2 separate regions of the Homo sapiens genome follow, and region 2 is linked to region 1. The links are chromatin loops, found by intact Hi-C in ENCODE. Cell type or tissue: CD14-positive monocyte. All regions are shown on one strand. Each heading gives the region's core, and the rest is flanking DNA. Links, peaks and the distances in the headings are about the cores only. Region 1 has its middle 67 kb from the start of TAB2-AS1. Region 2 has its middle 25 kb from the start of SUMO4.

Region 1 (5,376 bases), core at 272-5,271:
TACAAAAAACATAAAATTAGCCAGGCATGGTGGCATGCGCCTGTAGTCCCATCCACTCAGAAGGCTGAGGTGGGAGGATTGCTTGAGCCTAGGAGGCAGTGGTTGCAGTAAGCTGAGATTGCACCACTGCTCTCCAGCCTGGGAGAAGATAGACATTGTCAAAAAAAAAAAAAAAAAAAAAAAAAGAAAAGAATGAGGGGTGAGGGAGGGAGAGGGAAGCAGGATTGGGAGAGGGAGAAATGAACCGCAGCAAATTTGCAACAGGGACCTCAGCTGCTCCCACAGGGAGCTCCAGAGCTGAGATGGTCCTTCTGAGTTGTCCTGAATTAGGGTAAGGAGGCAAGGCCTTTGTACCCCCACATTAACCCCTCACTGGAGGTGGGTTACCATGGAGGAGGGGATGTAAACTTGGGCCAGGCAGTTCCCTTTAACAGGGAGCAAATTTAGCAGCCATCGGAAGTGAACACTCCAGGGTGCTGGGGAACTGAGTGTCTTGGTCTTGAAGGGAAGGGCTTGGCTGGGTACCACAACATCCACTACACTGATACTGGCTTTCTTAGATCCCTAGATGACTATGAGCAGGGACACTAACAACACTGAGAAGCCCAATAGGTCAAAAAATACCTAGGTAGCTGCTCCTTCCTTTACCTTTAAAAGTCTTGCTATTTAAACTTACCTTTTAGAGGCTTGTAAAGGTGTTCCACTATTGCTTTTAATGAAGTTTTTTGAACACCAGTGATCTTCATTTTGAACTCACATTAATATTCCTTGGAGTATTAAATAACTATTCTCAGTATAGGGGAAATTTCCAGGAATAGAACAGTGGGTCTTCAGTCCAAATACTATTGGTTGAAATTTTAAAATGCTTTGACCAGTCCAGACCTGCTGAGAAAAATGCCAACTCCCCCCAACACACATTTACAGGAAGACTTACATATAACCATTTCTTTGCTTTATCTCTCAACTTTATTGGGGTGTAATTACATAAAATAAAACACATCTATTTTAAGTGTAGAGTTGGGTGAGTTTGGCAAATGTTTACACCCATGTAATCACCATGTCAATGAATGTATAGAGTATTTCCATCATCCCTTTGCAGTTATCCTCCTACTGTTCTCTCACTCTGCCCCCAGGCAACCACTGGTCTGCTTTCTGTCACTATAAATTAGGTGAAGAAGTTTCATATATTTGGACCCTTATAGTATGTAGTCCTTTAAGTCTGACATCTTTCATTTGCTGTAGTATTTAAAAACTAGTTTTATTGAGGTATACTTTGCACCCAGTATAACTCATTTATTTTAAGTGAACAGTCTGATGACCTGATAAATGTATACAATCATGTAATCACTGCCACAATCAAGTTAAGACATAGAACATTTCCATGGACCTCCAAAAGGCTCTCATTACCCTTTGCAGTCAATCCCTTGTCTGCAGTGTCTAATCTGCTGTTAATCTTATCATTATATTTCTCCTATCATATTTTTTTTTAACCTCTACAAGTTCCATGTGGATTTCTCATATCAGATTTTTTTTAACCTCTACAAGTTCTATTTGGATCTTTTTCATATCTGCTATTTCTTTTATCATTATCTTTATGTTTTATTTTATATCTTTGAACATGTTAATAAGATTTTAAAATCTTAATCTTTCAATATTAAATCTTTTAAGGTCCTTCTACCCATTCTATTATCTCTGGCATTTCTGAGTCTGTAATTGATTCTTCTCCTGGTTATAGGTAATCTCTTCTCGTTTCTTTACATGCTTTGTGATTTTTGATTGAATCTTAGCCATTGTCAATTTTACGTTGTTGAGTGCTCATTTTACTGTATTTCTTTAATGAATACCGACTTTTTTCCTTTTTAGCAGTTAAGTTACTTGGGATCAGTTTTATCTTTTTAAGACTTTCTTTTAAGCTTGTTATGGTGGGCCCACCACATCCTTTAGTTAGGGCTAATTTAGCCCCTCTACTCTGGCATCATGATTTTTGCCAATACATTGTTATTGGTTTTGCCTTGAAGACTTTAAAAATGTTTTATTCTTTAAAAAATATTTTTTATAAATAAATATATTTTCTTAAATATTAAAATTGAGGAAAAATGATCTTTTAAAAAAAAGTTTTCTCACCGGCTGCCTGGATATAAAGTTGGTGCTGTTGGGGGAGCACAGGGGGATTGAGACTGGCCTTTTTGGCTGCATAGGGGCTGGGTGAGGCCTGTCACTGCCAACTTTCCACCACTTCCCTGGCAACCTGTATGATGCAGCAGAGGCAGCCATAATCCCCCAGGAAACATAACTCTGTCAGCTGGAGAAAAACACCCTCATCCCCTATAGCAGCCACAGCAAGCCTTGCCCAAGGAGAGTCTGAGCTCAGACATGCCTAACACTGCCCCCACCTGATGGTCTTTCTCTACCTGCCCTGGTAGCCAAAGACAAAAGACATTATCTCTTTGAAGCTCTGTGGCTTCACCCATCACCTGGCCAACCTAGGGCAGGCTTGTATCCTCCCTGTACTACCACAGCTGATGCTGTCTTGAAAGCGCCACCTCCTGGCTGGAGGCCAATCAACACAAACCATTACAGCAACTCATAAAAGAACAGCCTTGTCCCAAGAAAGGAGAAAACAGCTAACTCTACTGCCTGTAACATCCTGGATAACCAGAGGTCCTGAGTCTGTCTACATGACAACTTTACTGCCAGGACAACCAGCATTAGAGAAAACCAGCACACTAAACAAAACTACAACAAAGTTCCCACAAAAAGTCCACCTCACTCCTCTGCTACCTCCACTGGAGCAGGTGCTGGTATCCACCTGAAGATGGATCACATCACAGGACTCTTTGCAGACACTCCCCAGTACCAGCCCAGAGCCTGGTAGCTCCACGGGGTGGCTAGAATCAGAAGAGAAATAACAATCACTGCACTCTGGCTCTTAGGAAGCCCCATCCCTAGAGGAAGGGGAGTGTGCCACATCAAGGGAATACCTGTGGGGCAAAAGAAAATGAACAGCAGCCCTTGAGCCCCAGATCTTTTCTCTGACACAGTGTACCCATATGAGAAGGAACCAGAAGAACAATTTTGGTAATATGACAAAACAAAGTTCTATTATGCCCCCAAAAGATCACACTAGCTCACCAGCAACGAATCCAAACCAAGAAGAAATATCTGAATTGCCAGCAAAAGAATTCAGAAGGTCAATTATTAAGTTACTCAAGGAGGCACCAGAGAAAGGTGAATACCAACTTAAAGAAATTTAAAAAATGTTACAGGATATGGATGGAAAAATCTCCAGAGAAGTACATAGCATAAATAAAAAGTAGTCACAACTTCTGGAAATGAAGGACACTCTTAGAGAAATGCAAAATACGTGGAAAAACCTCAACAATAGAATTGAACAAATAGAAGAAAGAACTTCAGAGCTCAAAGACAAGGCTTTCAAATTAACCCAATCTGACAAAGACAAATAAAACAGAATCAAAATAATGAACAAAGCCTCCAAGAAGTTTGGGATTCTGTTAAACAACCAAACCTAAGAATAATTGATGTTCCCAAGGAAGAAGATAAACGCAAAAGTCTGGAAAACATATTTGAGGGAATAATCGAGGAAAACTTCCCTGGCCTTGCTAGAGATTTAGACATCCAAATATAAGAAGCTCAAAGAACACCCAAGATATTCATCACAAAAAGCTCTTTGCCTAGGCACATAGTCATCAAGTTACCTAAAGTCAAGAAGGAAAGAATCTTAAGAGTTGTGAGGCAAAAGCATCAGGTAACCTATAAAGGAAAATGTATCAGATTAACAACAGGTTTCTCAGCAGAGACCCTATAAGCTAGATGGGATTGGGGTCTTATCTTTAGCCTCCTTAAACGAAACAATTATCAGCCCAGAATTTTGTATCCAGCGAAACTAAGCTTCACAAACAAAGGAAAGATATAGTCTATTTCAGACAAACAAATGCTGAGAGAATTTGCCACTACCAAGCCAACACTATAAGAACTGATGAAAGGAGCTCTAAATCTTGAAACAAAACCTCAAAATACACCAAAATAGAACCTTCTTAGAGCATAAATCTCACAGGACCTATAAAACAATAACAATGAAGAAAAAAAACCCACAGGGTATTCAGGCAACAATTAGCATGATGAATAGAATAGTACCTCACATCTCAATACTAATGCTGAATATAAATGGCCTAAATGCTCCACTTAAAAGATACAGAATGGCAGAATGGATAACAATTCACCAACCAAATGTCTGCTGCCTTCAAGAGACTCATCTAACATAAGGACTCACATAAACTTAAGGTAAAAGGGTGGAGAAAGATATTCCATACAAATGGACACCAAAAGCAAGCAGGAGTAGCTATTACCATATCAGACAAAACAGATATTAAAGCAACAACAGTTAAAAAAGACAAAGAGGGACATTATATTACAATCCTAAATATTACATGCAGCTAATATTGGAGCTCCCAGATTTATAGAACAAGTACTACTAGACCTAAGAAATGAGATAGATGGCAATACAATAATAGTGGGGGACTCCAATACTCTACTGACAGTACTAGACAGATCATCAACACAGAAAGTCAACAAAGAAACAATGGTCTTAAACTATACCCTAGAACAAATTGACTTAACAGATATGTATAGAACATTCTACCCAACAACTGAAGAATATACATTCTATTCATCAACACATGGTATATTCTCCAAGATAGACCATATAACAGGCCACAAAATAAGCCTCTATAAATTTAAGAAAATTGAAATTTTATCAAATACTCTCTCAGACCACAGTGGAATAAAATTGGAAATCAACCCAAAAAGGAGCGCTCAAACCCATGCAAATACAAGGAAATTAAATAACCTGCCCCTGAATAATTGTAGGGTCAACAATCAAATCAAGATGGAAATTAAAAAATTATTTGAATGGGATGACAATAATAACACAACCTATCAAAACCTCTGGGACACAGCAAAAGTGGTGCTAAGAGGAAAGTTCAGAGCATTAAATGCCTACATCAGAAAAGTCTGAAAGAGCAAAATAGACAATCTAAGGTCACACCTCATGGAACTGGAGAAGCAAGAACAAGCCAAACCCAAACCCAGCAGAAGAAAAAAAATAACTAAGATCACAGCACAACTAAATGAAATTGAAACAAATAAAACACAAAAGACAAATGAAACAAAAAGCTGGTTCTTTGAAAAGATAAATAACATCAATAGACCATTAGTGAAACTAATAAAAGAAGAAAGTATATTCAAATAAGCTCAATTAGAAATGAAACAGCAGATACTACGACCAATGCCACAGAAATACAAAAGATTATTCAAGCCTACTACGAACACCTTACATACACAAACTAGAAAACCCAG
Region 2 (5,376 bases), core at 146-5,145, 230 kb before region 1:
GGCCATTGACTCAGGTGGCTGGACGCTGGGAAGGGGCAATGCCCAGACATTTTGAGGACTGGTGGACACAGGGTCTGCACTGACACTGACACGCATGGCCCCGAGTATTTCTGCGACCCTATTGTTGGAGAGATGACTTACTGGGGTTGGGATAGTAGATGGAATCCCGGCTACAGTTTGGCTCTCAGTAGTCCACTGAGTCCGCGGTCCCACCTGTGACCATTTCTGCAGGTCCTGTCCCACACTGTGCAGGGCAGTGTGGGACAGGACCTGTGACACTTCTGTGAATGTGCAATTGGAATTGATGTATTTGGCAGCTGGTGTCGCCACTACCTGGGGTCCTCGGCCTGTGGGACTCTCTATCCCCACTCTCCCCAACCCCCATCCCCTGCCAAAAACATACATCAGAAACACCATTGCACCTCAGGAGAAATGGTGGAGATTAGTAACCCCAGGAAAGACGTAAAGGGTGAAGAGGTGGTGGTCCCATCCTATCTCCCTCCATTTCACTGACCGGCCTGGCCCCTGTGGAAACTGGACAGATCCCGGAGAGACAGCATGGACTACTGCAGGCTCAACCCAATAAAAGCTCTGATGTCAACGGCAGCGTCAGGTACTGGATTGTTAAAGCAAAATAAGAAGGCCTGAGGGACATGGTATGTAGCCTTTGAGTTGGCAAATGTATCCTTTCCTATTCTAACTGGAAGAGAGGATCAGAAAGTTTGCATTCACGTGGATGGACAACAACATTCATTTACAGTTTACCTCAGGGCTATGTTAATTCTCCTGCCCTCCCTCATAATCTAAGCCAGCGCGGTCTGAACTGCCTGGCCTTCCCACAGAACAGCGTAGGGCCCAGTGCACTGATGACTTCATGCGTGCCCATCAGGTAGGAAGAGCTAAAGGTGGCAGGTGAGCAAAGCCCAGGTAAGACGCAGGCCCACAAGCAGGTGGGAGGCAAATCCCGTGGAGATTCAAGGACTTGCCACTTCAGCGAGCTGTTCGGAGGTCCAGCGGTCAGGGGCATGCCCACATATCTGCTCCCCAAATTTAAAGACAAATTGCTGTATCTTGCACCAACGATCACACAGAAGAAAACAAAGTGCCTGGTAGGCCTCTTTGGGTTCTGGAGGCAACACATTCCACACCTAGGAACACTTCTGCAGCGCACGTACCAGGTGACATGAAAAGCTGTCTGCTTCATGTGGGCTTAGGAGCAGAAGGCGGCTCCCTCGCAGGTCCAGGCTCCCACTAAGCAGCCCTGCTGCTTGGACTGTAAGGCCCAGCCAACCTCATGGTGCTGAAGGTGCAGGTGGTAGAAAGAGATGCTGGGTAGAGCTTACAGCAAGCTCAGTGGGAGAATCCCAGCACAGATCTCGGAACTTTGGAGAAGGCAGTGCTATCCACAGCCAAGAATTAGCCTGCTTTTGAAAAGTAGCTCCTGGCATGTTACGGGACGCTGATCACAGGGTACCAAGTGGCCAGGCATCCAGAAGTGTCTACTATGAGCTGGGTTCTGCCAGATTCACAAGTCGTAAAGTTGCATGGCCCCACCATCAGTCCATTTCAGGGTGGGCATGGTACAGGCAGGATCAGGCTCAGCAGAATCAGATGGCATAAGGCTGCATGAGCGGGGGCCCCGACCCCCTGTCACTCCCAGCATCCCTTCCTCAGCTCACACTTATGGCCGTCAGGAGGGTCCTATACAACCAGTTAAGGAGGGGGACAGAGCCCAAACTTGGTTTAAGGGTGGGTCAGCTCAGCATGGGGGTGCAAGCTGAAAATGCATGGTGACTACATTCCAGTGACATGGGGTGGCCGTGAGTATCAGTGGAGGGAAAACCTTCTCTCTGGGTGGATCAATGAGCAGTGTCCCTGGCCATCCACTTTGAGTGGAAAGAGAAGTGGCTCAAGGCGAGACTATATATGGATCCCTGGGCAGATGGCCTGGCTGTCTGGTCAGGGGTCGGAAATAAATGGCCTGGCAGATGGAAGACGAGGAGGTGTTGGGTAGGGGCATGTCATGGGCACATGGGAGTGGGCACGAATATGCCTATCAGAAAGCGTCCAGCATGGAAAGCACAGAACAGCCAAGCTGGCAAAATGCCTTGGCCACTTGACACTTGTCACACTATGCTACTGACCCCCTGGAACTGGCATGAAGGATGGTGTGGCCCTGGGGGCAACGATGGAGGTGACATCTATGCCCAGCATGAACCCTCACTCACCAAGGCCAACTGAGCTGCTCCTGCCTCTGACTTCCCAGCCCGCCAGCACCAATGCCAAGCCTCTTGGTGGGATGGCTCTGCGAGGACAGCCACCCACGACTCCATTCAGTCCAGTCTACTTATGCACCACCCCCTGCGACTGCTAAGCTGGGCAAACTGCGCCCATAGAAGCCCCTTCTGTACTCAATCTCTGCTGCTGGACAGTGAGGGTGTCCGTGCCTGTGGGTAGGGCACACAGCGCCATGTCTGTGCCCAGAATTCCTGCAGGCTGCTTCCAGCCACGAACCAGCACAGTGGGTGCTGATGCAGGTCACCCACGAAGATGCTGGCCTCCTCTGACAGACAGCTGTGGCTAGAGGGCTCCCACAGCCCTTTCTCAGCCTGGCACAGCAGCCCAGGGATCTGTCTGTCTGGTCTTTCCTTCTCCCACTCCCCATGTACCCGTTCTCTCTGTGCCTCTAAAAAGGCCTCGGTGGCTGCTGCAACTGAGCTGTTTTTCAGATGTAAAAGATCCATTGCCGGCCCATTTCTCAAGGGGTGTGGGTCTGTAACAAAATTTGAAAATGTTCAAATAAAAGGCAGCCTTAAAAAGCAATTTAGCTGGCCGGGCGCGGTGGCTCATGCCTGCAATCCCAGTACTTTGGGAGGCTGAGGTGGGAGGATTACCTGAGATCAGGAGTTCGAGACCAGCCTGGCCAACATGGCAAAACCCTGTCTCTACTAAAAAAAAAAAATTAGCTTGGTGTGGTGGCACATACCTGTAATCCCAGCTACTCAGGAGGCTGAGGCAGGAGAATCGCTTGAACCCGGGAGGCAGAGGTTGCAGTGAGCTGAGATTGTGCCACTGCACTCCAGCCTGGGTGACAAAAGTGAAACTCCACCTCGAAAAAGAAAAGAAAAGAAAAGAAAACCAATTTAGCTTTGTGAGAATTCAGTATATTGTTTTTTTTTGTTTTGCTACAAATCACTGAAAAAAAATCAGTTCTGGATTGGGGATGATTTGAAGTCTGGCCTCTGAGAACCGCAGGTATAAAATGCCCTGGGCACTCCTGGTTTCCCCAGCACAGGTGGAAGTTTGCACTTACATGGTGGTAGTTGATGTGTATTTTTTCCATGTCTGCTTTGTAGATGGGCACACGTAAGTGTAAATGCCCTAACGCAGCAAATGGAGGTGGTGGGGAAGTGCCTGTTGTAGGCAGAACTTCATTCTCATGCAGCAAAGGTGATGGCTTCACTCTGGTTTTCAAACAGCCTCTTCTGAGACAGAGTTGGGAGAGGACAGCAGGAGGGCTTGGACCCCGACTGCTTCCTGCAGCCCAGAAGCCCCCGCAGTGAAGCTGTTTCTTCCTCTGCTTGGCGCTCATGTCCTATGATCAATAATCAGGCGCTTTGAAGTTGGCTGGACCTCGCTTGTGCTGTCTTTTGGAATTAATTGAAACCTTAATCCTCTGCTCTAATAGTTTCTTCTGAACTATGGAAGTAGCAGCCCTGTAAGAAAATATTTCTGAAGGGAATGCTGAAAATAGCTTAAACTTTTCTCTGTAAAGTTTTTCCCGGTGAGCAATGTTTTCAACTGAAAATGTTCCCTTGTAATTATGCCTCTGTCTGTATTTGTGCTTTTCTTTTGCTTGACTTCCATTCTGTTTATTCAGCAGTTAAGGGCCATGCCACAGTGATCAGCTGACCGAAGGACAGCCTCGTGATGTGCTTAGAAAGCAAGAAAGTGGAGCCCAAATAAAGAAACCAGATGCACGGCTTCCCTCCCAACACAGCAGTTAACGTGGAGAGGAATGATCTTTTTGAGATGCCCTCCACTCTCCCTTCCCTGTTAAAGATGGGAGAGAGAGAGAGAGAGAGAGAGAGAGAGAGAGAGAGAGAGAGAGAGAGAGATCAGATGATCAGATTTAGGAATCTATCCAACCTAAAAAAAAGAAAAAAGAAATCATCAGATGCGGCTGAGGTACCAAAATTGCGAGACGCTGCTAGTGCAGTATCTGGAGCAGAAGCCACTGGCCTTCGGGGAGTCGTGGCCCAAAGCTGTTACTTCCCATTTCCCTTTCCACCCCACCTCAACAACAGCGGCAACATCACAGACAAAATCAGTACCGAGGGCCTGAAAAGCTGATTTTTTTTTTTTTAGCATTTAGCAACATCCCTTGACTAATGAGTGTCTTTATCATATCACAAAAAGCAGAAGCCAGGAAAGCATTACGGTTTTAGGTGTATAGTTTTTAAGTAACGTTCCCTTGCATTTATTTTTTGTTTGTTATTGAGACAGGGTCTCAGTCTATCACTCAGGCTGGAGTGCAGTGGCATGATCATGGCTCACTGCAGCCTCAAACTCCCAGGCTCAAGGGATCGTCCCACGTTCAGCCTCCTGAGCAGCTGGGATGACAGGTGCGTCACCACACCTGGCTGATTAAATTTTTTTTTTTTTTTGGTACAGATGGGGTGCTGCCCACGCTGGTCTCAAACTCCTGGCCTCAAGCGATCCTCCCTCCTTGGCCTCTCAGTGTTGCGGTTATAGGCATAAGCCAACACACCTGCCTCCCTCTCATTTCAGAATTTTATTTATTCTTCTGGATTTGAGCACATGCTACTAAAGAGGGAATCTACAACGAAAATAAAGCAAGACCACTCTCAAAGCACATGGTAGCACATGGAGCAGGGTCTTCAGTGCACAGAGGGCCTCACAGCTAGTCCAGGCCCAGGGGAGCCAGGACGGTAGGTGAACACAGGGGTCTTTGTGTCTTGTTCACTGCGGTATCCCCAGAACCCAGGCCATGCTTGGCACATGGGACAGCACTCTGAGTGAAGCAAATAAAAATAAGATTTCTAAATCAAGGCTTAACTGTGGAAAGCAGAGGTGTCTGATAGTTGTCTGGGATTTGTTAGGCAGCATAAGATGCTACATAGTGAATGTGACCAGAGTTAGTTTTATATAAAAGAGAATCACTGGACATACAGTCAGTCAGCCCTCTGGATCTGCGGATTCTGCATATGTGGATCAAACATATTAGGAAGACAAACATATTAGGAAAAAAATACAATAACAGAAAAAAAGCCAGGTGTGGTGACTCATGCCTGTAATTCCAGCACTTTGCGGGAGGCTGAGGTGGGAGGATTGCTTGAGGCCAGGAGTTCGAGA

The links. Hi-C counts contacts between places; a loop is a spot of excess contacts. Peaks named below come from ENCODE experiments on the same cell type or tissue, not always from the same donor. Only the 100,000 strongest peaks of a DNase experiment are listed, where the experiment ranks them.
Region 2: it touches region 1 in a loop (2.4-fold over the local background); 18 of 110 quality-filtered maps call a loop at or near these places.

Annotation. Positions count from the first base shown.
Region 1 is chr6:149,187,583-149,192,958 of GRCh38, reverse strand. No RefSeq gene overlaps it. Among named protein-coding and RNA genes, the nearest start is that of TAB2-AS1, 67 kb to the left of the region's middle. In CD14-positive monocyte, for the core only: CTCF peaks have their summits at 2,375 and 2,580 (motif pointing left); a DNase peak (open chromatin) is centred at 2,538.
Region 2 is chr6:149,422,327-149,427,702 of GRCh38, reverse strand. No RefSeq gene overlaps it. Among named protein-coding and RNA genes, the nearest start is that of SUMO4, 25 kb to the right of the region's middle. RefSeq lists an enhancer at 1,915-2,414. In CD14-positive monocyte, for the core only: no CTCF peak of the experiment used is centred there; no DNase peak of the experiment used is centred there.